Linked DNA regions of Homo sapiens: region 2 is linked to region 1. Evidence: read pairs that join two places in POLR2A ChIA-PET (ENCODE). Cell type or tissue: OCI-LY7. All regions are shown on one strand. Each heading gives the region's core, and the rest is flanking DNA. Links, peaks and the distances in the headings are about the cores only. Region 1 has its middle 52 kb from the start of LY86-AS1. Region 2 holds the start of RIOK1 (RIO kinase 1).

Region 1 (11,225 bases), core at 3,717-7,716:
ACAAACAGAAAGGAATAGTATCAACATCAACAAAAAGGACATTCACACCAAAACCCCATTTGTAGGTTGCTAACATCAAAGAACAAAAGTAGATAAAACCACAAAGATGGGGAGAAACCAGAGAAGAAAAGCTGAAAATTCTGAAAACCAGAGCACCTCTTCTCCTCCAAAGGATTGCAGCTCCTCACCAGCAATGGAACAAAGTTGGACAGAGAATGACTTTGACAAGTTGACAGAAGTAGGCTTCAGAAGGTCGGTAATAACAAACTTCTCCGAGCTAAAGGAGCATGTTCTAACCCATCACAAGGAACCTAAAAACCTTGAAAAAAGATTAGATGAATGGCTAACTAGAATAAACAGTGTAGAGAAGACCTTAAATGACCTGATGGAGCTGAAAACCATGGCATGAGAACTTTGTGATGCATGCACAAGCCTCAATAGCTGATTCGATCAAGTGGAAGTAAGGATATCAGTGATTGAAGATCAAATTAATGAAATAAAGTGAGAAGACAAGTTTAGAGAAAAAGAATAAAAAGAAACAAAGAAAACCCCCAAGAAATATGAAACTATGTGAAAAGGCCAAATCTATGTTTGATTGGTGTACCTGAAAGTGACAGGGAGAATGGAACCAAGTTGGAAAACACTCTTCAGGATATTATCCAGGAGAACTTCCCCAATCTAGCAAGACAGGCCAACATTCAAATTCAGGAAATACAGAGAACACCACAAAGATACTCCTCGAGAAGAGCAACCCCAAGACACATAATTGTCAGATTCACCAAGGTTAAAATGAAGGAAAAAGTGTTAAGGGCAGCCAGAGAGAAAGGTCGGGTTACCCAAAAGGGAAGCCCATCAGACTAACAGTGGATCTCTTGGCAGAAACCCTACAAGCCAGAAAAGAGTGGGGGCCAATATTCAATATTCTTAAAGAAAAGAATTTTCAACCCAGAATTTCATATCCACCAAACTAAGCTTCATAAGTGAAGGAGAAATAAAATCCTTTACAGACAAGCAAATGCTGAGAGATTTTGTCGCCACCAGGCCTGCCTTAGAAGAGCTTCTGAAGGAAGCAGTAAACATGGAAAAGAACAACTGGTACCAGCCACTGCAAAAACATGCCAAATTGTAAAGACCATCAATGCTATGAAGAAATTGCATCAATTAACGGGCAAAATAACCAGCTAACATCATAATGACAGGATCAAATTCACACATAACAATATTAACCTTAAATGTAAATGGGCTAAACACCCCAATTAAAAGACACAGACTGGCAAATTGGATAGCGTCAAGACCCATCAGTGTGCTGTATTCAGGAGACCCATCTCACGTGCAGAGAGATGCACTTGATAAATAAAGGGGTGGAGGAAGATCTACCAAGCAAATGGAAAGCAAAAATAAAGCAGGGGTTGCAATTCTAGTCTCTGAGAAAACAGACTTTGAACCAACAAAGATCAAAAGAGACAAAGAAGGCCATTACATAATGGTAAAGGGATCAATTCAACAAGAAGAGCTAACTATCCTAAATATACATGCACCCAATACAGGAGCACCCAGATTCATAAAGCAAGTCCTTAGAGACTTACAAAGAGACTTAGACTCCCACACAATAATAATGGGAGACTTTAACACCCCACTGTCAATATTAGACAGATCAATGAGACAGAAGGTTGACAAAGTTATCCAGGACTTGAACTCAGCTTTGCACCAAGCAGACCTAATAGACATCTACAGAACTTGCCACCCCAAATCAAAAGAAAATACATTCTTCTCAGCACCACATCATACTTATTCTAAAACTGACCACATAATTGGAAGTAAAGCACTCCTCAGCAAATGTAAAAGAACAGAAATCACAACAAACTGTCTCTCAGACCACAGTGCAATCAAATTAGAACTCAGGATTAAGAAACTCACTCAAAACCACACAACTATGTGGAAACTGAACAACCTGCTCCTGAATGACTACTGGCTAAATAACGAAATGAAGACAGAAATAAAGATGTTCTTTGAAACCAATGAGAACAAAGACACAACATACCAGAATATCCAGGACACATTTAAAGCAGTGTGTAGAGGGAAATTTATAGCACTAAATGCCCACAAGAGAAAGAAGGAAAGATCTAAAATCGACACCCTAACATCACAATTAAAAGAACTAGAGAAGCAAGAGCAAACACATTCAAAAGCTAGCAGAAGGCAAGAAATAACTAAGATCAGAGCAAAACTGAAGGACATAAAGACACAAAAAAAACCCTTCAAAAAATCAATGAATCCAGGAGCTGGTTTTTTGAAAAGATCAACAAAATTGATAGATCACTAGCAAGACTAATAAAGAAGAAAAGAGAGAAGTATCAAATAGACACAATAGAAAATGATAAAGGGGATATCACCACTGATCCCACAGAAATACAAACTACCATCAGAGAATATTATAAACACCTCTACGCAAATAAACTAGAAAATCCAGAAGAAATGGATGGATTCCTGACAGATACACCCTCCCAAGACTAAACCAAGAAGAAGTTGAATCTCTGAATAGACCAGTAACAGGCTCTGAAATTGAGACAATAATTAATAGCCTACCAACAAAAAAAAAGTCCAGGACCAGATGGATTCACAGCCGAATTCTACCAGAGGTACAAAGAAGAGCTGGTATAATTCCTTCTGACTATTTCAATCAATAGAAAAAGAGGGACTCCTCCCTAACTTATTTTCTGAGGCCAGCATCATCCTGATACCAAAGCCTGGCAGAGACACAACAGAAAAAGAGAATTTTAGACCAATATCCCTGATGAACATCGATGCAAAAAGCCTCAATAAAATACTGGCAAACCGAATCCAGCAGCACATCAAAAAGCTTATCCACCATGATCAAGTGGGCTTCATCCCTGGGATGCAAGGCTGGTTCAACATATGCAAATCAATAAACATAATCCAGCATATAAACAGAACCAACGACAAAAACCACATGATTATCTCAATAGATGCAGAAAAGGCCTTTGACAAAATTCAACAACCCTTCATGCTAAAAACTCTCAATAAATTAGGTATTGATGGGACGTATCTCAAAATAATAAGAGCTATCTATGACAAACCCACAGCCAATATCATACTGAATGGGGAAAAACTGGAAGCATTCCCTTTGAAAATTGGCACAAGACAGGGATGCCCTCTCTCACCACTCCTATTCAACATAGTGTTGGAAGTTCTGGCCAGGGCAATCAGGCAGGAGAAGGAAATAAAGGGTATCCAATTAGGAAAAGAGTCAAATGATCCCTGTTTGTAGATGACATGATTGTATATCTAGAAAACCCCATCGTCTCAGCCCAAAAGCTCCTTAAGCTGATAAGCAACTTCAGCAAAGTCTCAGGATACAAAATCAATGTGCAAAAATCACAAGCATTCTTATACACCAATAAGACAAACAGAGAGCCAAATCATGAGTGAATTCCCATTCACAATTGCTTCAAAGAGAATAAAATACCTAGAAATCCAACTTACAAGGGATGTGAAGGACCTCTTCAAGGAGAACTACAAACCACTGCTCAAGGAAATAAAAGAGGATACAAGCAAATGGAAGAACATTCCATGCTCATGGGTTGGAAGAATCAATATCATGAAAATGGCCATACTGCCCAAGGCAATTTATAGATTCAATGCCATCCCCATCAAGCTACCAAAGACTTTCTTCACAGAATTGGAAAAAACTGCTTTAAGGTTCATATGGAACCAAAGAAGAGCCCGCATTGCCAAGTCAATCCTAAGCCAAAAGAACAAAGCTGGAGGCATCACGCTACCTGACTTCAAACTATATTGCAAGGCTACAGTAACCAAAACAGCATGGTACTGGTCTTCACCAGTTTCTAACAGAGGTTCTGGAACATAGTAGGTTCTCAATCAAGGTCTGTGGAATTGAATTTGGGTACCAGCAGTGCCTCTGGAAGGGGATTTTCTACCCCTCTACTTCTGCCTCCTTTCTCAGGTCCATGAAAACAACCTGCCATTGGTTATTCATCAACAATATGCTCCATGCTGGATCTTAAACTCCACCTTGGATCCAGGTTAATGACACTTGTACTGCTCTAAACTTCCATTGTGTGAACCACCAGATTTTCATCCTTTCTTCAGACTCGTGTGACTGAGTGCTGCTCCCACACATGACCACCCCCGACCTCACTCAGCATCTGTGGAGTTCAATTATATCAGGATCCACAATACCCTTGGGAAATCGATTTCCTCCCCCAAACTTCTGCCTCCTTCTTCTGACCCCCTAATAACCACCAGATACTGATAAAGTAAACCATGATTTCCTAGTTCACTTTACCACCCCTGCCCCATCTGTCTGTCTAGACCTTATCCCAAAAATACCTGATGTGCAAGCCACAGAGGAAATTTTTAATTTTCTAGTAGTCACATTTAAAAAAAAAGAAAAAGGTGAAATTAATTGTAATAGTACATTTTATTTCAATTATCTAAAATGTTATCATTTCAATATGTAATAAATAATTTTTAAAATTATTAGTAAGACATTTTACATTCTTGTTTTTCTCTAAGACTTCAAAATCCAGTCTGTATTTAATCCTTACAGCCCATCTCAATTTGGACTGGCTTCATTTCAAGTTTGTAACGGCCACTAGGAGCCAGTGGATATTGTATTGAATAGCACGTGACCAGAAATTAGGTATTAGTAGTAATAAAAATAATAATAGCTAATACTTACTGTGTACTTACAACATACCCAGCACGCTCCTGAGCCCTGGAGACTTTCTATGCATTCCAAAACTTACTTCTTACAGCAATCTCATAGGCTAGGGACTGTTATTAATCCCATATTGTAAACAAAGAAATAGCCTCACAGATTATGCACTTTCCCAAGCTGATACAAACTGTTGAGTGGCAGAGCCAAAGCTAGCAGACTGGTGGGTTTCCAGGCTCAGGCATTTATCACTCCTGTGACGCTGCTTCCTAACCTACAGAACAGTTACTAAACTTACGAAATTTCCACACATTGGGAATACATGCGAGGACTAAAAATGTGACGGATAGGCCGGGCGTGGTGGCTCACGCCTGTAATCCCAGCACTTTGGGAGGCCAAGGCGGGCGGATCACGAGGTCAGGAGATCAGACCATCCTGGCTGACAAGGTGAAACCCCGCCTCTACTAAAAATACAAAAAAAAATTAGCCGGGCGTGGTAGCGGACGCCATAGTCCCAGCTACTCGGGAGACTGAGGCAGGAGAATGGCGTGAACCCGGGATGCGGAGCTGGCAGTGAGCCGAGATCGTGCCTCTGCACTCCAGCCTGGGCAACTGAGCAAGACTCCGTCTCAAAAAAAAAAAATGTTATGGATAAAATAGCTGAAATGTTTCGAAGGCTAAATTCGTGTGTGTGTGTGTGTGTGTGTGTGTGTGTTGAGAAGGAGTCTCGCTCTGTCTCCCAGGCTTCAGTGCAGTGGCGTGATCTCGGCTCACCGCATCCTCCACCTCCCAGGTTCAGGTGATTCTCCTGCCTCAGCCTCGGGAGTAGCTGAGATTATACGTGCCCACCACCATGCCTGGCTAATTTTTGTATTTTTAGTAGAGATGGGGTTTCACCATGTTGGCCAGGCTGATCTGAAGCTCCTGACCTCAGGTGATTCGCCTGCCTCGGCCTCCCAAAGTGTTGGAATTACAGGTGTGAGCCACCATGCCCAGCCTAAATTCAGATTTTGAAAGTCATCAGAGAGGATAACCATATCCTTCCAGAAAATACCCCCCTGTGCCATAGCCAAAGAGGAAACCCAGCAAAGGGTAATATTTATTATGTTCTCGAGCTTTGAAAACTTCAAAAAGCATTCATTTAGAGAAAGTTAGTTTCCAACAGACTAGACAGACAATTAAAATCAAGCTGGTTTCCCCCTTGGTCCCTTCACTCAATAAACCCTGTTAGCCTCTGGAGCCAATGCTATTAGCCTGGAATGCGGTGGGGGGCGCTCTTAGCTGCTGTCTCATGTGCTGTTTTCAAAGACTTCTCCGTGAGGAACATCAATGGTTTCCTTCTGTTGCCCTGGCTAACTAAGTGGAACACCCTCTTAGCAACAAAAAGGGGAGATTTGCTAGCACCTTCACTATATGCAGCAAATATCATCTCCCAGTAATAGTCCTAGGTAATTAAACTTTTATTTTTCCCATGATTTATCGTCTGGGAAATACTAACTCTGTTAAACTTCGGACTTTACATATAAAATGTAAAATTTTTTTCAGTTTGGATAAAGTTCTGTTATAAGTAACTGAAAATCAAGCAGAGACATACACAAGTTAGAGGTTTATTTCTCTCTCCAGTAAACCTGGGAAGTTCATGGTGGCCCAGTTCACTAGGACTTGGACTTCTTTTATTTTGTAACTCCATCATCCTCACCTGTGGCTTCTGCCTTTTAGTCCAAAATGGCTGTTTCAGATCTAGTGATATCATCACATTCCAGCCAGCAAGAAAGAAAAGAAGGCAAGAAAGTGATAGCCCTCTTCTTTTAAGGACCCTTCTGGAAGTTGTATATACAACTTGTACATATTGGCCAGTAGGCCACCTGAGAAGACTGAGGGCCTCAGTTCTTTCCTAGCTGTTGGCTGGAGGTTGCACACAGTTTCTCATTACATGGCTTTTTCAATATGGCAGATTGCTTTATGAAAACAATATTCAGCAAGACCCAAGCTTCAAGGGGGGATGAGAAATGTAATATTTGCTCTCAGTTTCTGTGGTAGCCATGAAATTATGCCTCTCAGATGTCCGACTAAGGAAACGTAATTGTCTGAAGGCCCCAGCTGCTGTCCTCTGGAAAGGCTGAGGGAGGAGGGTTGCTTGACTTAGGAAGTCAAGGCTGCAGTGAGTTATGATCGCGCCACTGCACTCCATCCAACCTGCTTGACAGAGCAAGACCCCATCTCTAAATAAATTTTTAAAAATACAATCCGCCAGGCACAGTGGCTCACTCCTGTAATCCCAGCACTTTGGGAGGCCGAGGCAGGCGGATCATGAGGTCAGGAGATAGAGACCATCCTGACCAACATGGTGAAACCCTGTCTCTAGTAAAAATACAAAAATTAGCTGGGTATGGTGGCACACGCTTGTAGTCCCAGCTATTCGGGAGGCAGAGGCAGGAGAATCACTTGAACCCGGGAGGAAAATATTGCAAGGAGCAGAGATCGCGCCACTGCACTCCAGCCTGGCGACAGGGCAAGACTCTGTCTCAAAAACAAACAAACGAAAAACCAATCTACTCCAAAAATACTATTTAAATAACAGAAAAAGCCTGTTTCTATTTCTGTCAATGTATGTGTATTGCATGTATGTTACAAATAATCCTTTTCCTAACTTAGAACTTATATTTCTACAGGGTGAGGGCTTATGTATAAAACCAATATAAAATAATGAAGAGGAGAGATACCAAATCTTACATCTTTTCCTTGTACAACCTGAAGACATGCCTCAGACCCAATAATTTTTTATATTGCAATTTTCATTTTAATTCCTTAATTTTGTACTAATTTTCCAAAATGTTTGGTAGATTTCCCTCAATATGCTAAGAGGTCAGCTTAAGAGAATGGGCAGGGGGTCTTGGAAACTCAGATAAGGGCCTTGACACTTATTTTGGGCAAAGCTAACACTGAGTCACAGGGTTGTTCCAATGAATTATTTTCCCTGTTGCCTCAGATGAGAAAAATTCACTCTGATTTTATTTCTTATTCTTGTGTCTGCTTTATCATCACAGTTAATATAAAATATGCCAATAAATACTCTATCTAAACAATAAGTCTTCTCATTTCCTTTTTGCGCCACACAGAACTTGCAGAAAATGGGGAAAACGGGGCTACCTTTTCTTAAACCAGTTTGCCCAGGAAGCCCATGCTGTGTAGTTCACAATTTCAGCCAGGAGGTGGCGGTAGTAACCAATGGCAAAATCCTGAGACACTGCCTCTATCAGCTTCTCATTGTCCTGCGGACGCTTCCTGGATCTAATCTGATGCTTATGAAAGTGATTTCCTTCTTTCGAAAACACCAGGCCCAAACAAAAACTAACTTCATCCTGCAGATAAAAACTGTATGTGCCTTACAAGTTGTCAGACTCCTCCAGACCTTCAATCAATATTTTCCCAGCAGCAAAATGCAGCTGCACATTTTAGGAAGCAGAGTGGGCAAATTCCTTCTGCGGAAGCCCATGAACCATCAGGCCTCCCCCTCAGGGTGGCAGGAAGGTGTGGAAAGGGGGACTAAGCAATCCAAGCTGCTAGACAATCCGAGCTCCAGGGAGGCCAAGCACATTCCCCCAGTTTGTGCAGGAAACAGCAGGGAACTGAAAAAAGGGTTCTGTTGAGATGAGACTGATGTTCCCAAGTCCTGAGTCCTCAAACCGAATCACTTTCCGGCAGCAACACCTGTCTTTAGCATGCAAACATCGGTCTCATAGAGTCTTCCCTGAAAGATGTTTAATGATCATGTCATTACTGTCACTCTTTTTTTTTTTTTTGAGAGTGAGTTTTGCTCTTGTTGCCCAGACTGGAGTGCAATGGAGCGATATCAGCTCACCCCAACTTCTGCCTCCCAGGTTCAAGCGATTCTCCTGCCTCAGCCTCCCGGGTAGCTGGGGTTACAGGCATGTGCCACCACGCCTGGCTAATTTTGTATTTTTAGTAGAGACGGGGTTTCTCCATGTTGGTCAGGCTGGTCTCAAACTCCCAACTTCAGGTGATCTGCCTGCCTCGGCCTCCCAAAGTGCTGGGATTACAGGCGTGAGCCACTGCGCCCAGCCACTGCCACCTTTTAAACTACAGAAGATGAGTGTGCCTGCTCAGACAATGAAGGACTCTGAGGGATTTGGAGAGCCACAAGGAGTCCAGACCTTAACCTGAGGGCAACAGCACCATTAAAAGTTTCTAAGACAAGGAGGAACACGGCTCCACCAATTTACAATGGCTAAGAAGAAAATAAGCTCGTCGGAAGGCAGGAAGTTGAGTCAATTTTCTATCCATGAATCTCAGCATTAGGTTGTTTTTATTGAACTTCTGATAGTACATCTTGAAGAATGCTAAGGAAAAGTCTAGAAAGGTGCTCTTAGTCTCCTTTCTCTACTGCAGAAGCCCTTTGTGATCTCCAGGGGAAGCAGCCCCCGTTTCCATATGGTCCCAGGGAGACGAACGACGGCAGAACATTTCATGTGCTGTGGAGGCACCTAGCTTCAGAATGTGAAAAAGTAACCAGAGCTCTCAAACCTCCCTTTCCTCATGTGTTAAATAGGGATAATAGTCCTTACGTCAGGGTTGTTGGGAGAGTGAAATGAGATCACATATGTGAGTCACTGACCTACAGTAAGTGTTTGGTAAACAGTAGTTATCATGGGCGGAGGCCTGACCTGGGAAACGGTCGGCAGGCACAGTAAACTCACCAGCAGATGCTAAAGGGAGCCCCGAGGCTCATCATACCCACCACATGTACACGCATACACACATACACACACACGCACTCATGCACACACACAAGCAGGCACAGAGCATCCCTCCTACATCTCACACATGCCAGGTCTTCCGGGAGTCACTTCTGTGCTTCAGCCAAGATGCCCTGGAAATTTTCCTTTTCTCACCTGCATGAAAATGCTTTTGAGGCCCCCCAGCCTCCGCCCGGAGTTTAGCCCCTTCAGACTCTGCACCCCTGGGGGTGGCCCTGACCCACCCACCCCTGGAGCCCACCATTCCAGGGCTCCCTGATTGTTTACATGGCAATAGAAAGCTTGAGATCAAGCTGAGGTTGCGGCGCATATTTGAACTACAGGGAAGGGAAAGTGTCCTGCTGAGGTTTAGAAGGAAGGTGGGGACTCACAGAAGCCACACAATGAAAAGTCACTGATGATAAATGCCGATTTCACACCCGTTAACCACGGAGAATGCGCCTGCACCAGGCCCAGGTGTCTCTTGACGGAACGAGGTGTGCCTCTCCCCGCGGTGTGCAGCCTGCCCTGTTCTTGCCCTGCAGTCTCATGGGAACTTGCACTGTTTACCAGAGCTAAGTCGGAGTTCATCAGCATTCACTCAGACCTATTCCAAGTGACTTCTCATGCCCAACCAGGCAGGGACAGGATGGCTCAGTCCCCTGCATAGAAACTTCCAAAGTTCTAAAAGAGTCTTACAGCAGAAAGGAGTTCAGTGCCAGGCCTAAATTGATTCCTTTAACAAAACCTGTGCAGGTTCTGGCTTACAGGACTTGGTTCCAAATGTTGGTTTGGAATGTCACTTCCATCAAAACAATGACTCTCAGGGTGGGTGTGTTTCCAGGATTCCCTCAAAAGACAGTTGAGCCCACTCTCATCCTCCCGCAGAGCCGGGAAGCCAGGGAAAGCCTGGCACATTGGGGAGACTGAGTCAAGTTCAAAATGGCCAGAGAATTGATGAGGAGGGCCAGGAATGGAGAGAGAAGAGAGAGAAAGTACACAGAGGCCCATCAGATAATGAAGGACTTTGGAAGCCACTTTAGGAGTCTGGACGTTACCCTGAGATAATGGGGTGCCATGGAAGGATTTTAAGTAGAAGCCCCACTGATCAAAAAGGCTGAAACTCTTCTCCCTTCAAAGTATTGCAACAGTAGAAGTAAACTCTGTGGCTGGTCCAGGGCCTGGAGCTGCAGGGGTTCTCGGACAGCATAGGAGACAGGGAGAGCAACGAGGGCCCTGGGCTCCCTGCCAGGGTGGGCAGGGAGGGGAGCCCCGAAGCTCTTGGTTTCAGCATAGGGAGTGGGAGAGGCCGGAAGGAGAGGCCAATAAGACACTTCCCAACTCAGGGAGCTCTTTTTAGGTGGGAGGCTATGTTTAATGCAGGTGTTCCTCAGGGGATGTCTGCATCCTGCTTTCTTGAAAATGCAGTTTCCTCCAAGCCTAGAAACTACTATCAGTCCAGACATGATGGCTACACGGCAGTGGTCATACAAAAAAAAAAAAAAGAAAGGTGCAAGATGTGCAAGATGGAAAGAATGGATCTATTTTATGTGGGACATTAGTTATCTGTAAACGTTTGACAAACACCAAAGGCTGGTGCCCTGCAGGCCACAGTATATTGATTTCTCTTTATGCCCAGATATGAACTGCATAAAACTTGAAGCCTGTGGGAAGTAATTTAAGGTTAAAATATTTTTATGATATAATAGTGTTTTTCTAAAAGCAAAGATAGTATAAATAAATACACCTGCACACCAATGATAAGGTTA
Region 2 (11,225 bases), core at 4,272-8,271, 720 kb after region 1:
TTGGATTTTTAACATATTTATCAAATGTTTGAATAGATGTTCCAGAGACATTCTAAAGCTGTTTTAAGATAGGAGTTAAAAGAGGTGTCACGGGAGTTACTCGCAAAAACTATAGTTTTGTTTAAAAGCTTTTTCAGTTGTAAGACAAACTTTACCTTTTTAAAAAGCACTTATCTCATTCATTTTTCACCTCAAAACGAGACACCAAACTTTTTAAGACACAAAAGTGTGCTCACTTCCAGGATCCATAGTTTCTTGGACCCACGCTACGGACCTGGCTCTCCCTCCCTCTGCACCGGGTTTTGTGGGAGGGAGAACGCTTTCCAACCTCCTCCACCAAGGACTCTCACAAACTCGCAATCGGGCTCCCGGAGTGCTGGAACGCCCCTGTGTGACGTCCGCCCGCGCCGGGGGAACTCCGCAGAGACAGGTGCAGCCCGCGAGGCCCGAGCGACCCTACTGTGGGTGCGGTGTCTTCCCAGAGAGTGGTGAAGTTAGGAAGGTACGACCCCCTAGGCCGAACAGCCTGTGGGCTAGCTGGCGCCTCCTGCCGCAGTAAACACAAAGTGGGGTACAGAAACGAAAACTCCGGGAAGAAACGGCCAGCACGGGCCTCGCCGTGCCGGCTACTCAACACGCCTTCCTGAGAGCACAGAACATCCACAGCCCTATACAGCGCGCCATCCAGAGAGCTCCGGACTCCCAGCTCGGCGCAGGGGCGGGACTTCCGCTCAAGTCAGACTTCCGGGCGAGGCGGTGAGGGGCTTCCGGTTGGGGTGGCAGGGTGGTGGATCTGTCGGTCCCGTTTTCCCGTCGCACGTGGTGGCCACTGTTGGCTTCTGAATGGTTTGCAAGGCGGATATCCACGCCAAGGCCTTTGGATCGGCCGTGGGTACATCCGTCTGAGCCGTTCCTTTCCATCGCAGAGCGGCGGCCTCCGGCGGCGCTCTCCAGTCATGGACTACCGGCGGCTTCTCATGAGCCGGGTGGTCCCCGGGCAATTCGACGACGCGGACTCCTCTGACAGGTAGGCGGCCGTACAGTGCCCTGGCTCTGGGTACGGCTCTCTCCTTGACCGCCCCCTTGGGGTGTGGACTCTTGTTTGCGGTTTAGAGGGAGACTAGTGGTTCATCACTCAGCGTCTCTCTTGACAACCCTTTGCCTGTTTCTGCATCCCAGCTGGGTTTTTCTCCCAGTTCACGCGGCAGAGTTAAGTGAAAGCTACTTGTCAAGGGAGTCTGCGGTTCTCAGGTCGGTTAGCGTCACTGGGAGGCAGAGTTGGGGATAGCGATTAGGAAACATGGGTTTTTGCGTTTTAACCACATTTAGCGTTCAACAAATACTTACTAAGCACTTAATATGTACCACGTTCTGTCCTGGGCGCCGGAGGTAACAAGAAGAACCAACTTCCTGCTGTCATGGAACTTTACCTTCTACGTGAAAGAGAGGGCACACCATTTAAAAACCAAATAATGATGTAGACTATGCAAATCGTTTGATATACCAAGTGGTGACTGAATGGGTAGGGAAAGGTTAAGTCCAGATTTGAATGACAAGGAGCTAATCCTGGCAAGAGCAGAGGGAACAGCATTTCACACAGAAGGGACAGCAAGAGCAAAGGCCCCGAGGCCAGAGTGCCTAGAGCACAGTGGAGGTAGTTGAGAAGATTGGTAGGGTGATAGAGAAGTAAGAAGGGGGGCCAGATCATGGAGACCTTTACAAGTGATGGTGAAAAGTTCAGATATTAATGTGGGTCTTATGGAAAGCCATAGGAGGGATTTTAGCAGAAGAATGACATTATTTGCTTGGTGATTTAAAGGAATCATTCTTTCTAGGTAGATGATGTTCATGGAGGGTGGGAGTGGAACAGAGAGACCAGTTCAAAAATAATAAGGTAATCAGATTCAAAGATGGTGGGGACTAGAGCCCAGATCCTAAAGATATGTCTTGGAGGTAGAAGTGGCAGCGTTTGGTGGTAGACTGGACGTGGAGTCTGGGGAAAGAGGGATGAAGGATAACTCCTGCCTAAAAGCAAAATGAAACATATTGGAGTTATTTTGGAATTCCAAGAAAACAGCTTGTACTTTATGTTTACAGTAAGGATTCATCACATGCGGATTTTGTTAATTATTGGGGATGTTTTCAATAAATATATGTATGTTGAATGCTTTCTGTGAGTCAGATCTAGTCTTAGGTGGTAGGGAGGCATTGGTAAATACCATCCTGAATGACACAGAGCTTGCACCCTAGCAGGGGAAACCGATATTATTAAATAATTAGACTATTTGTATTCGAATTGGGTAAGTAGTACAAAGGAGAAGTGGGGGAAAAATAGGGAAGACTTCCTTGAGCAAGTGATAGTGAGCTGATACTTGATGGATGAGTAGGGGTTAGCCAGAGAAAGAGGAAGGGCATTCCAGTTTTATGGTTACGGAGAAGTGTACAAAAAGCTTTAGAGAAGAAAAGCAGCAGAAGAAACACAGCCAGCATAGCTAGTGGGTAGTTAATGGTAATGAGAGGGCACTAATTTACCATCCACCCCAGGGTATTGTAAGGATACACCAGTGATTTTCCATTGGGGAAGATGTTGCCATCCCGACTTCTACCCAGGGGACTTTTGGCAATTTCTGGAGACGTTTTTGTATGTCACAGCTGGGGGTGGTGGTACATTAGTGGCATCTGGTAAGTAGAGGCCAGAGATATGCTGCTAAAAATCCTACAGTGCAGAAGACAGTCCCCCACAACGAAGAATTATCTGGCAAAGTTACAACTTTAACATGCCACTCTAGGCAATTATATATCAATCTGTGGAGCATATGTATGAAGTCCTGGTAAGTAGCAAGTGTTTGATGATTGTCTGTTTTCTTCCTCCACATGTCCACGGGGAACCCTCAGAGCCATGGCTAATTAATAAATTGGGATTGATAATCTGAATTTACTTAAACTCGTCTGTTTTTCAGCTGGTATCTCATATTATCAGCTGCTTTTTTATGGTTTCTGTCCTTTTCTGTACATGAGAGGTAAAAACTGAGTCCTCTGTTGAATTTGGCCTGCAGACATGTTTTGTTTGGTATGCACAATTATTTGTAAAAATTGACTATGCCAGTGAAGGGATAGATTTTACACAGAAATCCAGACTTACAGCTTCACTTGAAAAATTAAGATCTGGTAACACTAGGCCTGAATTCTAATATGGCAAAAAAAAAAAAAAAAAAAGCCCTTACTGGTTGTGCTCCCTTTACCTTGGACCTCTTCTCCCAGTTTGCCAGTCCCCACTTCTATTGTGCAGCCTACTTCTCTCATTTGTAGTGCCTGGTCCCTGTATTCACCATTTCTTCCCATCATGAACAGGGATGATTTGGATTTCTTTGTGGAACACAAATCTTGATGTAACTTCTTTTATTGCAAAGTGTTATCGAGTTCAAAGTAAGACTGCCTTAGACTTATTCCCAAATTTTTTGTCAGAAAGCTTTTTTTTTTTTTTAATTACAATTTTTTTTAGAGACAGGGTTGCCCAAGCTGGAGTACAGTGGCACGATCATGACTCACTGCAGCCGTGAACTCCTGGGCTCAAGCAATCCTATGGCCTCAGCCTCCCGAGTAGCTGGGATCAAAGGTGTGAACCGCTGCACCAGCCTTTTTTCCCCCTTTCTTTTTTCTTGTTTTACAGAAAGATTTTCCTAGAGATTTTCTAAAGCAGCTCTGCGAATGATTTTCCTAGAGTCAAGTCTGGTATACTGGTCTGAGTTGTTTATTCAGCAGAGAAGATAACAATATAATTTCTAACTTTAACAAGGCAGAAGCAGATTTAACTTGATGTGCTTCTTGAATAGTAGGCTTTGGGCATGGAGAATGAGCAAACAACTGCAACAGAACTGGAAAACAGGAGAACATGGTTTTAAGGAGATGGAGCTTATCGGAAGGTGTATTTTATATAAATATATAATCTTTTAGATTTATCAATATTTTAATATCTTACATCATAAATATGTGAGATCAGTTAGGGTATGTGGAAATATTGTTATGAAATAATAAAACATTGTTATTTCTAGTGAAAACAGAGACTTGAAGACAGTCAAAGAGAAGGATGACATTCTGTTTGAAGACCTTCAAGACAATGTGAATGAGAATGGTGAAGGTGAAATAGAAGATGAGGAGGAGGAGGGTTATGACGATGATGATGATGACTGGGACTGGGATGAAGGAGTTGGAAAACTCGCCAAGGGTTATGTCTGGAATGGAGGAAGCAACCCACAGGTATTTTATAAAGGATCCTGCACATCTTTATGTAGTCTGCTTATGTCTACTTTTTTAAAAGGCTGTTTTGTGATTCTGAAATTGAATAACTAAAAGATTTTCTTCATGTTATATTGTCCTGTAGCCTCAGCCTTTACTGATTTTCACTTTTCATCCTTTCTGTATTTCTGATAATTTCCTGGGTGTGGATTCTTTCCAGAATCTGTAAATTTAAAAAGAGTTATAAAGATTGTGAGCTTAAAATCTTCATGGGAAAGGGCATGGATTGGCAGTTTACTACAAATAGTTAAGAAACATGGTAAAAAAGTTCAGCCTCATTGGTAATTAAAGAAATGCAGATTAAATTTGTAGAGATGCCGTTTTTTCACCTGTGAAACTGTTAAAGACAAAACATATCATTGATGGTCAAGTAAATAGGTGCACTTACTTGTAGGATAAGCTGGTATGTGATAAAAACTTTAAAAGCTTCAAAATACTTTGACTTAGCGATTCTGTGAGTGTGCCAAGACTTAGTTACAAGAATGATCCTCCAGGATTGTTTATGGTAGAGGAACATTGGAAGCAACCTTGAACGGGATTAAACCTGCTATGGGACTGATTCGCACAATGAGGCATTATACAGCCATAAAAGATGTTGTAATGGAAGACTGTATTAATGAGATAGGAATATGTTTGTGATTATTTACCATGTACAAAAAAAAGTTACCAAACCACGTACAGCTGCTGCTCATACTGGAAGTACCAAGTGTGTTAGGAGTTTGTAAGGCCATAGGATTAACATGGTACATCTTCCTGGAGCATAAAGGTTAATCCAGCAGTCTTCCTTTGACCATTAAAATGGCTATATCGGCTGGGCGCAGTGGCTCCTGCCTCTAATCCCAGCACTTTGGGAGGCCGAGCTGGGCGGATCACCTGAGATCAGGAGTTTGAGACCAGCCTGGCCAACATGGCGAAACCCTGTCTCTACTAAAAACACAAAAATTAGCCGGGCGTGGTGGTGGGTGCCTGTAATCCCAGCTACTCGGGAGGCTGAGGCTGGAGAATCGCCTGAACCCAGGAGGCGGAGGTTGCAGTGAGCCAAGATCACACCACTGCACTCCAGCCTGGGCAACAGAGCGAGACTCTGTCTGTAAAAAACAACAACAATAAAATGGCTATATCATGGACCAGAATGTGTGCATTTTAAAATAACCACATTGTGAGTGACGACAAATTTTGCATTTTTATATCGTCTTGTTCTGGTGACTCCTTCACTGATTCATAATGAGGCTTTGAGCAATTTCATTATTGAAGTTTGCGCATAGCACCAGCGTAAGTGCTGAGCCTCGTACTTAATATTTCCCTCTCTTGAGACATTGGGCCCAAAATGAAATTCTGAACCAGCTTAATGCTGGTCTTAGCTCTTTATTATATACTTTGGGGGTAAATGAACATTCTCAAATTTTAAGTCTATAAACCAGTCAAATTAGAAAACTACACTTAATTTTAATCTGTTACTTATAATAAGAGGAATCATAGAGAAGTTAAAAAAACGGATTATGCAGACTCTTTTAGTCAGTAATTTTAACCTTCTGTTTCAAATGCTCTTTAAAAAATTTTTTGAGCCAATTTGATTGACTCTTACCTTTCCTTAAGATACTCCTCTAAGTATTGATGCTTTAATAGCTAAGTATGAACTAAGGAAATGTGATGATGAATCTTAGGTTTGTTTTTACAGCTAGTGCCTTAGACTCTGGAATTCCCTTCTAGGCAAATCGACAGACCTCCGACAGCAGTTCAGCCAAAATGTCTACTCCAGCAGACAAGGTCTTACGGAAATTTGAGAATAAAATTAATTTAGGTGAGTTTACAAAATACATCACTGGGCTAAGAGGACATTTTTCAAAAACCATGGAGTGTTGTATAATTTTATTAGATCAAGAAATGAAGGCTGGCCGTGGTGGCTCACGCCTGTAATCCCGGCACTTTGGGAGGCTGAAGTGGGTGGATCACCTGAGGTCAGGAGTTTGAGACCAGCCTGACCAACATAGTGAAACCCTATCTCTACTAAAAATACAAAATTAGCTGGGCGTGGTGGCACATGCCTGTAATCCCAGCTACTTGGGAGGCTGAGGCAGGAGAATCCCTTGAACCTGGGAGGTGGAGGTTGTGATGAGCCGAGATTGTGCCGTTGCACTCCAACCTGGACAATAAGGGCAAAATTCCATCTCAAAAAAAAAAAAAAAGAAAAAAGGAATGAATGTATTCAAGTGTTACTAACTCAATAATGTTTAGAGAAAATAAAAATCGTAATTTAAAAACATAACTTTAGGAAAAGACTTAAGCTTATGCTATTTTGGTTGTTTTCCCACTTGCCATAGGAATGTAATGTTACAAAAACCCATTTAAGTATTGTCTGTTCGGTTTTAGGTTTTTTTTTTTTTTGAGACAGGGTCTCACTCTGTCACCCAGGCTAGAGTGCAGTGGCACGATCTTGGCTCACTCCAACCCTGATTTCTGGGGTTCAGACGATCCTCCCACCTTAGCCTCCCAAGTAGCTAGGACCACAGGTGCACACCACCACACCCGGCCAATTTTTATTTTCTGTAGAGACGGGGTTTCTCCATGTTGACCAGGCTGGTTTTGAACTCCTGAGCTCAAGTGATCTGTCCGCCTCAGCCTCCCAAAATGTTGGGATTACAGGTGTGAGCCACTGCGCCTGGCCTGTTTTAGATTTTGTAATAGGGTTATCTCATAGTAGGATGTTGAAAATACTAGAGTATTGAATATAGTTACATACGGTTTCACTAGAGGTTTTTTGTGTAGGTGTTAATTATTTAGTGACCTGTTCGATGCCAGGCATCAGAATGTTAATTTGAATCATCATCTCATAGAAAATGTAAGAGGGATGGAGGGAAGGAAGGAAGGCCATCTTTCTATTCTTGTGGATCTTCACTCTAAACCTAACACAGTGTTTCTCATATAAGCTGTCAATACATGCTAAATTAATATAAGTATTTTAGGGCCTTCTTTGCCTATCATAGACTTATAACTTGAAGTGAAACAAGTTTTTAGAATTAAACTTGAAATTCAGGCAGTTTTATTAGTCATGTGGAGTACTAGCAAGTGTCTGAAATTTATTATGCAAATTATTATCTTTGAAGAATTTCTGCATCTAGAATTCTGTGGCTCAAATATTATAGCTGTAGTGATGAAAGTGACACTTACGAAGGAAACGCAGTTTAGTGCCTACTTTTAAAAACATTACATTGTTTTCATTACTAAACTGTATTCTATTTACAATAAAACATTTAGAAAGTGTAGAAGAGAAGGAAGAGGGGAGAAATACCCTGTTCAGCAACTCTGTTAATGTCTTTTCGTCTTACATATTGTTTACATTGTGGGTTTCTTGTATTTTAGATAAGCTAAATGTTACTGATTCCGTCATAAATAAAGTCACCGAAAAGTCTAGACAAAAGGAAGCAGATATGTAAGTAATATTTTAATAATATGCATGGGTGATAAGGACTAATCTAGATTAAGCAGCACCTTGATCATAATTCTTTTACAGAGGATGTTCATTTGTATACTTAAACCAATCATTATTTTGGTGTGTGTGTGTGTGTGTGTGTGTGTGTTTTCCTTAGCTTAAATTAGGATAACCTATGCCTTTGTGAATTAAAAATATTAATGAATCTTGGCTGGGTGTGGTGGCTCATGCCTGTAATCCCATCACTTCAGAAGGCCGAGCTGTGGGGATCACTTGAGGCCAGGAGTTTGAGACCAGCCTGGCCAACATGGTGAAACCATGTCTGTACAAAAAATACAAAAATTAGCCAGACATGGTGGTGCACGCCTGTAATCCCAGCTACTCAGGAGGCTGAGGTGTGAGAATCTCTTGAACCTGGGAGGTGGAGGTTGCAGTGAGCCAAGATCGTGCCACTGCACTCCAGCCTGGGCCACAGAGCGAGACTCCATCTCAAAAATAAATACATAAAATAAAAATTAATGAATTTTAAGAAATACATGGTAAAAGTGTAATCTCATGAAATTTACAAATGTGTTCTTATGAGGGGAACAGTGTTTGTAGATTTCAGTTTAAACTAAAATGTGCAAAAATGTTCCCTTAAAATTTATTAAGAATTATTCTTTCCCATGAAGTATTTTTAAAAATTTAAGGGAAGACTATGAACTAATGATATAACTGAGAACTGTTTCTGTTTACACTTCTGTTCTCAAAGCCAATTGTTTAAGATCTGAATAACTTCTCTTATATGCTAATAACTCTAAAGTATTATCACTATATTATAGAAAACGACACTAAGATCATACAACTAACTGTGAGAATTGAACGTAAAAGCCAGCTTTCTTCCAATTTATTGCTATGTCCAAGAGGTATCAGCTTTTTGAGATACACCATAGTTATTTGTTATTTCACTGGTATCTGTTTGAATCTTTGTGTTTAAACCTTTATTAGTTTAGGTTAGTGTGCTAGGTGGAGTCACTCAGTGTATAAGCAGAAGCAAATCAGAGTCTGCATTTGAATACTGTCTTGAAACGATTTTAAAAAACAAAACTGCCAGGTGCAGTGGCTCACGCCTGTAATCCCAGCACTTTGGGAGGCAGAGGCGGGCGGATCACAAGGTCAGGAGATCGAGACCATCTTGGCTAACAAGGTGAAATCCTGTCTCTACTAAAAATACAAAAAAATTAGCCGGGCTTGGCGGCGGGCGCCTGTAGTCCCAGCTACTCGGGAGGCTGAGGCAGGAGAATGGCGTGAACCCGGGAGGCAGAGCTTGCAGTGAGCCGAGATCGTGCCACTGCACTCCAGCCTGGGCGACAGAGCGAGACTCCATCTCAAAACAAACAAACAAAAACAAAAACAAAAAAACTTGTATCTTCTTAGAAAATGCCTCTAAACAGAAAGCCTTGTAAATGACTAACTCTATGTGGAGGCTGGGGCAGGAGGAATACTTGAGCCCAGGAGTCTATGCCTAGCCTGGGCAACATAGTAAGATGCTGTCTCTTTAAAAAAAAAAAAGAAGACAAGACTTTAATTGTGTGCTAACAGAATCATTAAAGATGTGAAGGACAGTACAAATATACTCAATGTTTTCTCTTTTTCAGCATAGTTCACTTTACCCTGGCGGCTCTTTGATGCTTCTGAAATAGGAATAGATTTTTCTTTTTACTGTATACATACTCCTTTTGCCAAAATACAGAATTGAATTTTGGTATTCAGGGGAAATGAAGAAAGTTTCACTGAGTAATGAAAAATCTACAATCATATCATAAAATCTGTTATTTAGAGAAACTACCTACTTAGGAATTTTCATGAAATTATCTACATTTAGAAGATTTTGGCTTCTCACTGAATTTTGAATGTGTCAACTATACGTTTTTGTTTTTGGTTAGGTATCGCATCAAAGATAAGGCAGACAGAGCAACTGTAGAACAGGTACAATTTAAATGTGTTGCAAACTCTTCTTTTTAATTAGCATTTCTTCTCTCTTTGAATTGTAGTTTGCTTTTATCCTTTTTGCTTAATGCTAATGTTACCTAAAATTACTCCTATATAAAATTATTCCTTTTTATAGTTTCGAGTTTAGAGACCTACATCTTGCTTTTATAGGACTATTGGATGAATTAGAGTCATGGTCCTTCAGTGGCCTTGCAGAGCCACCATGCGATGCTTTCCCTTCTTGGAGAGATTATCAGACCAGCAATCTTTTAGAAAAGGTCCGTAGGAATTTTGTGAGCTTTCCCAGAAGATAGGTAGGGTATCTGCCACAAAGCAGGAAGTGTGGGTGTAAAAGAGAGAGGGGCAGATAATGTCTTCAAATTTCCAGTTAGGAATCCTTTGTTTAGAAATTATGCTTGTTTTATTCTTTCTATTCAAGAATGGGGAAAAATTGGCCCCTAATTTTCCCACATTCCGAAGAATGTGATTGGATATTAGCCTTGGCCCAGATTTTTGATGTGAAGAAAGTGATAAAAAGAGTCAGAACATTTGCCTCTGCCACCTACCACTCCTTTCCACCACCCCCTCCCATATACACAAGCACATGTTCTGAATTCCACCATTAGACAGAAGCCGGGTCTGTGGTCTGTGTCTTCATTGTCCCCTAGTTTATTTTGTGATTTATTTCTGTAATTGAAAACAAAGTATGGTTCACCTCGGAAAAATGAGATAGCCTTAAGTTTCAAAGACCCTAAATAACTTTAGGGTTATTTTTGGCAGGAAATTCTTTTTCTCTTTCAAAATTAATTTTGAATGATAGAGTACATAGCTGGAGTCTTCAGCTGTCTATATAAAATATATGCTTGTGTGTAAATTTATCATTTCTCTTTCCCTGTTTTGTTCTTAAGCCATCTGGTTTGTTACTTCTTCCTATGCCCCTGACTTGTCTAACTGCCAACTTCGCAGAAGCACAGTTCTGTACCTAGAGGCCCATACTCAGCCAGCTGACTTCCCCTCTTTGCTTACCTGTGCAGTAGAGAAGAAATGGAAACTAGTGCCTTTTCATTCTTCTCTAGTTGCAATGGTCGTGATTTGGTTTTTAGTCCTATAGTCTTCCCAGGTGGTTTTGTTTATATTAACCTTAGGTTTGTGGTGTGACCCCAGCCACTTCATTGAAGGTGGACCCTAAAGTATAGTTGAGTTTGGCTAGTTTATAATACCGTCTCACCCCATGGGGGCTAGAGGGCCTGCCTGAGCCACAAGGAGTTATTGGTTGGTATCCTTAGAAATTGCATACAAATATTTGGCTGCTTTAGTTTCAGAGATAAACAAGAACAGCCTTTAAATTCACTGCCTTCTGTTTGTTAGAGAAGACTTTGAAATCCATTTTACTCAAGATTGATTATTCTGGCTTGAAGGAAATGCTTACCGTGATTTACTAATCTATAATGGCAGGGGTCTGCAGACTCTTGAAAGGGCCAACTAATAAATATGTGTGAGCATTGTGGCTCACATATAGTTTCTGTTG

The links. Peaks named below come from ENCODE experiments on the same cell type or tissue, not always from the same donor. Only the 100,000 strongest peaks of a DNase experiment are listed, where the experiment ranks them.
Region 2: POLR2A ChIA-PET joins it to region 1 with 5 read pairs; 7 of 35 experiments call an interaction of 5 or more read pairs at or near these places.

The regions. Positions count from the first base shown.
Region 1 is chr6:6,669,092-6,680,316 of GRCh38, forward strand. No RefSeq gene overlaps it. Among named protein-coding and RNA genes, the nearest start is that of LY86-AS1, 52 kb to the left of the region's middle. RefSeq lists an enhancer at 5,201-5,700. In OCI-LY7, for the core only: CTCF peaks have their summits at 5,972 and 6,173; a DNase peak (open chromatin) is centred at 5,980.
Region 2 is chr6:7,389,047-7,400,271 of GRCh38, forward strand. It overlaps RIOK1 (RIO kinase 1), which reads left to right and starts at 762. Exons shown (of 17, transcript NM_031480.3): 1 at 762-1,027; 2 at 4,053-4,257; 3 at 6,007-6,097; 4 at 7,657-7,726; 5 at 9,652-9,694. The coding sequence starts at 957. CAGE1 (cancer antigen 1) reads right to left here and starts at 696. Exons shown (of 14, transcript NM_001170692.2): 1 at 156-696. RefSeq lists enhancers at 375-434, 445-494, 625-1,044, 648-1,434. In OCI-LY7, for the core only: no CTCF peak of the experiment used is centred there; no DNase peak of the experiment used is centred there.